2 separate regions of the Homo sapiens genome follow, and region 2 is linked to region 1. A link is an interaction called in ENCODE POLR2A ChIA-PET data of the cell type or tissue named here. Cell type or tissue: B cell. All regions are shown on one strand. Each heading gives the region's core, and the rest is flanking DNA. Links, peaks and the distances in the headings are about the cores only.

Region 1 (2,922 bases), core at 327-2,826:
AAATATAACAACTCAATTAGCCTTGTAAGGTGCATCATCTAAAGATCTCACCCACTAGCTTCCTGCCTTAAGGTAGATTTTAGCAATAGACATGGGCTGTACCTGCTGCCTTATCTTCTTATTACCTGGCTGATCCCTTGGATGAGGTAAGGAAGAAGAACTGAAAGTTGATTGAGAATATTGTTGGTTATTCAGTTCTGACCTCTGTGAGGTTGCTATTTACCTTATAGTACATGCTACTTAAGCACATGTTTAATAATAGGTACTGTCCAATGTCAGATATGAGAGGTAACCAGATTTATAAGGGTAGAGAGGATTAAAGTCATTGAGAGAGGTAACCTTAAAGATCCTAAGTGTTTACTTCTCTCGTTCTATAAATAAGAAAGCTGAAATCCAGAGAAGTTAAGAGACACACAGACACAGAGGCTCACATATCTAAATAACAGCAGGGGCAGTACTCAAAACCAGGTCTCCTGTGTCCCAGTTCAGCATTCTACATGAGGTTCCTTCTCATTTCATAATGAATGAGAAGTCCCATATCAGAATGAGCAATTTAATGTGTCGAGCCTTTAACAGAACCAAAGCATGCTTTCTCCTTAACAGAAGAATATGCACAAATTTGGGTTCATATTAGAACTATTAGTACCTTGAAGATGAAAATTATTAGCATAGTAGGGAATTAACCTACACTAAATCTGATGAGTAGTGAATTACTTTAAATCTCTTTTTGGAGGTGGGACCTTACCCTGGGAATGGCCAGGTAATGGCAGGAGAAAGATGAATGGCAATGGATTTGGTGGTGATTTGGAAAAGAGAAAGAGATTCTACACCAAATCCAATTTCCTTAATAGGTGAGTGCCCTGGGAGGACCACAAAGTGCTTCTGGGGCAGTCCCCAATCTGGGATTGGGGGTACAACTTATTTTATATAGTAGATGCTTCACGAACATTTATTGAATAAATTAACATGCTGGGTCCTTTGTTTCTCCTGTCTGAGGTCAATGAACTCAACAGCTGCTTGTCCTCACCACCTCTGTGAATGTAAACAATGGTTTCTAAAGGAGAGACTAACCCTACATGAAACCATTTTTTAATAGGTTTAGCATGATTATCCTTTCTGGCTTCTGGTATCAAACTATTTGGGAGCAGAAAGGAATCCAGCCTGTTGAATGATTTATGACAATTTGGGAAGAGAAAAAGAGAAGAAAAGAGTATACATAAATTCAAAATTCCACCTTTTAAAATTAATTTTAGTGGATTGATACTGGGAAGAAAGATTTAGTTGGTTGACTACATTCAGTCATATATTTCTGTGGAGACGGAAAAAATTAAATTTTTCCAAATCAGCACAATCTTTTCAGCCAGACCAGATAGTCAAATAATTCAGAGGTGAAATAATTGTCACTTCCTCCTTTGCCCCATACTCTGAAACAGTACAGAAGCTGCCAACTCCCCACCTCTCCCTCTAGCTTACCAGGCGAATGAATGCCCCTTTGCCTTCTGGAATCATTCTCCTGCAGTTCAGCATGAGACTATGCCAGGGGCTAATAATTTCTCTCAGCACCATACCCATGACTTCTGCCCTTCCTTGGCAATTCCAAATGTGTGACAAACCTCTTCGGGCTTAGGCAAAACTGTACACAAAAGTGGTTTGAGTAGGAAGAAATACAGTGTACTTTTTTCCCCTTTCACTACAATTTTTTCAGAATTATATTCTGCAACAATGCCTCACTTCCTTTATTATTATTTTTGGAAAGGGTACTTTCAATTTGTTTAGGTTTAAATAAAAGAAAAATTTTATTAAGACTTACTTTGAAAATTGCCAACGTCAATATTTATGTATGTCAGTACCTTCCAGAGAAAGATAATAGTCAGAGACAACTGCTCATGGTAAGACATCTGGAATAGAAAGACCTTTTGTAAAATTCCTACTGAAAGATGACTATTGATGAAATACCTCTGGCAAACAAAAACAAAAATTGCAATTTGTCGCACGGTGTTATATGACATAGTATGAACAAGCACAGTTGCAAATAAATGAAATATGTGGGCTTTTAAAAATAAAGTAATATTTTATGATGGGATATTCTGTAGCTTCCTCCTCCCTGTGACTGTTATAATTTCTTTCTTTTCTTTTCTTTTCTTTTTTTTTTTTTTTTTTTTGAGATGGAGTCTCACTCTGTCACCCAGGCTGAAGTGCAATGGCACCATCTTGGCTCACTGCAACCTCCGCCTCCTGGGTTCAAGTGATTCTCCTGCCTCAGCCTCCTGAGTAGCTGAGATTACAGGCATGTGCCATCATACCAAGCTCATTTTTGTATTTTTAGTAGAGACGAGGTTTTGCCATTTTGGCCAGGCTGGTCTCGAACTCCTAATCTCAGGTGATCCACCTGCCTCAGCCTCCAAAAGTGCTGGGATTACTAAGCATGAGCCACCGCGCCTGACGGACTGTTATAATTTCTGAGAAACAATTTAACTTGTGCTCCGTGCACAATGCTAGGCCTTGTTAGAGATACAGGACTTAGGGGCTTCCTTGGACCCAAACCCAGAAAAGACACGTTGTACCCTTCCCTAAGGCTGATTGCACACAAGGTGAAATGGAGAGCAGAGCAGGACCCAGATGGCCCAGAGTAGTAGTAGAAAAGCCACTGGAACCAGAGCCAGGGACTTGGCTTATGGTCCTGGCTCTGAGACTAATTAGGTCTTTGGGCAACATTGCTGTGCTTCTCTTGGCCTCAGCTTTCTCATCTTTAAAATGAAGGGGCTGAACTGTAATCTCTGAGAGTCCACTCAGCTTAAATGGAATCGTGGTCTCTTCCTACAGGAATCTAGATTTTTTGGAAAACCTGCCTTTGGGATCTAGCTAGGCTATGTATTAGCGTTCTTAAGCTATTCATTCTCCATATTTGTGAAATGATACAAA
Region 2 (2,922 bases), core at 113-2,612, 64 kb after region 1:
GGAGGAGCACCGCTCCCTGCTCCACGGCACCCAGTCCCATCGACCGCCTAAGGGCTGAGGAGTGCGGGTGCAGGGCGCATGGGACTGGCAGGCAGCTCCACCTGTGGCCCTGGTGCGGGATCCACTGAGTGAAGCCAGCTGGGTTCCTGAGTCTGGTGGGGACTTGGAGAACCTTTATGTCTAGCTAAGGGATTGTAAATACACCAATCAGCACTCTGTATCTAGCTCAAGGTTTGTAAACACGCCAATCAGCACCCTGTGTCTAGCTCAGGGTTTATGAATGCACCAATCGGCACTCTGTATCTAGTTAATCTGGTGGGGACTTGGAGAATCTTTATGTCTAGCTAAGGGATTGTGAATGCACCAATCGGCACTCTGTATCTAGCTCAAGGTTTGTAAATGCACCAATCAGCACTCTGCGTCTAGCTCAGGGTTTGTATGTAAATACACCAATGGACACTCAGTATCTAGCTAATCTAGTGGGGGGACATGGAGAACTTTTGTATCTAGCTCAGGGATTGTAAACCCACCAATCAGCACCCTGTCAAAACAGACCATTCAGCTCTCTGCAAAACAGACCAATCGGCTCTCTGTAAAATGGACCAATCAGCAGGATGTGGGTGGTGCCAGATAAGAGAATAAAAGCAAGCTGCCCAAGCCAGCAGTGGCAAGGGTCTGGAGTCCACTTCCACACTGTGGAAGTGTTGTTCTTTCACTTTTCCCAGTGAATCTTGCTGCTGTTCACGCTTTGGGTCCACACTGCCTTTATGAGCTGTAACACTCACCGCAAAGGTCTGCAGTTTCACTCCTGAGCTAGTGAGACCAGGAACCCACCAGAAGGAAGAAACTCCGAACACATCCGAACATCTGAAGGAAAGCGCTGTCTTTAAGAACTGTAACACTCACGGCGAGGGTCCGTGGCTTCATTCCTGAAGTCAGTGAGACCAAGAACCCACCAATTCCTGACACACAGATTAGAGGCATGAGCCACCGCGCCCAGCCTGATAAGTAACTTTTTAAAGAATGGCAATTAGAATGATTCCAACGAAGAGCTAGCTCTTCTCTCAGCAGCAGTAATGGTAGAGAGAAGATAGTGAAATGGTGTCTTAAGTGTACCAAAATAAAATCGTTGCCACATAGAATTCTACACCCAGTGAAAGTGAAACTAAACCTGACAGAATTTGTTGTCAGCAGATTCTCACTACAGAAAATCACTTGCTGTACCTAGGCAGGAAGACAATGACACCGGAAAGAAGATCTGAGATGCATCAAACTTTGTGGAACAAAGCAAGTAGGTAATGTGGGTAAACAAAATAAGCATCGACTGTATAAAATAGCAATGAGAATTTCTAGTGGGGAAAAGGGGGGATTGATTAAAGTACTGGACAACAAAAGCATATGAGTTTGAAGAAGGGAAATACAGAAATAATAAAAGGTTCTTCTTTGTGGTTTCCCTGTGTTCCACGTTTGTCCAGGAAGGGAATAACATTCTGATCACTTGTAAACTTTGGTACACTAATTATGGAGGTTGGAATTTCTAGGATTAGTTTCCTACCCCTGCCATAACAGAGTACCACAAACTGGGGGACTTAAACAACAGAAATATATTCTTTCATAGTATCAGAGGCTAGAAGTCCAAAATCAAGGTGTTGGCAGGGCTATGTTCTCTCTGAAGGCTCTTGGGAAGAAGCCCTCTTTGCTTTTTCTAGCCTCTAGTAGTCTCAGGCATTCCTTGGCTTGTGGCAGTATTACTCCAATCTCTGACTCTGTCTTCACTGGGCTATCTTCCCCATATGTCACTGCCATCTCCTCTTACTAGGACGCCAGCCATATTGGATTAGGTTGCACCCTGATGACCTCATCTTAATTTGATTACATCTGCAAGACCCTATTTCAAAATAAGGTTACCGAGTGGAGGTGGGAGGTTAAGTCTTCAGTGTATCTTTTGGAGGGAAACAATTCAATCCATAATATAAGGTAACAACTACACATTATAGAACTAGCGTGTGTTACTTCCAAATGAGTAGGGGAAATTTCAGCAGTCCCTCCTTATCCCAGGTTTCACTTTCCTGCGTTTCAATTACCCAGGGTCAACCATGATCTGAAAATAGGCAAGTATATGTCTCTAAAAGAACCATTGAGTTAAAAAAAAATTGAAGAAAATAGATGAGTATAGTACAATAAGATATTCTGAGAGAGACCACACTCACATAACTTTCATTACCGTATGTTGTTATAATTGTTCTATTTTATTATTAGCTATTGTTGTTCATCTCTTATTGTGCTTAATTTATAAATTAAACTCTATCATAGGTAAGCATATATAGCAAAAAACATAGTATTGATAGGGTTTGGCACTATTAGCAGTTCCAGTCATCCACTGGGTGTCTTCAAAAGTATGTCCTGTGAATAAGGTGGGACTACTGTAATGGAATAATGATAAATATTCAGGATTAAAAATCATAATGATGCCAGGAGCGGTGGCTCACACCTGTAATCCCAGCACTTTGGGAGTCAAAGCAGGCAGATCACTTGAGGTCAGGAGTTCGAGACCAGTCTGGCCAATATGGCGAAACCCTGTCTCTACTGAAAATACAAAAATTATCTGGGCTTGGTGGTGGACACCTGTAATCCCAGCTACTCGGGAGGCTGAGACGGGAGAATCGCTTGCACCTGGGAGGCAGAGGTTGCAGTGAGCCAAGATCGCACTACCACTGTAGTCCAGCTTGGACTACCAAGTGAGACTCTGCCTCAAAAACAGTAATAATAATAATAATAATGATATCAAAACCTAACAAAAACAGTGTAAGAGAAGAATATAGGTTAATCCTATTCATTAACCTAGATTTTTAAAAATTTAAACAAAATATTAACAAATTGAATTCACAATATACAGGAAGGACAATAGCTCATGAACAAGTA

What was found. Peaks named below come from ENCODE experiments on the same cell type or tissue, not always from the same donor. Only the 100,000 strongest peaks of a DNase experiment are listed, where the experiment ranks them.
Region 2: POLR2A ChIA-PET joins it to region 1 with 7 read pairs; 1 of 35 experiments calls an interaction of 5 or more read pairs at or near these places.

The regions. Positions count from the first base shown.
Region 1 is chr5:159,054,963-159,057,884 of GRCh38, forward strand. The region is part of intron 6 of EBF1 (EBF transcription factor 1); the gene reads right to left. Among named protein-coding and RNA genes, the nearest start is that of EBF1, 43 kb to the right of the region's middle. In B cell, for the core only: no CTCF peak of the experiment used is centred there; a DNase peak (open chromatin) is centred at 1,459; H3K27ac peaks cover 1,119 bases.
Region 2 is chr5:159,119,448-159,122,369 of GRCh38, forward strand. No RefSeq gene overlaps it. Among named protein-coding and RNA genes, the nearest start is that of LINC02202, 20 kb to the left of the region's middle. In B cell, for the core only: no CTCF peak of the experiment used is centred there; no DNase peak of the experiment used is centred there; H3K27ac peaks cover 501 bases.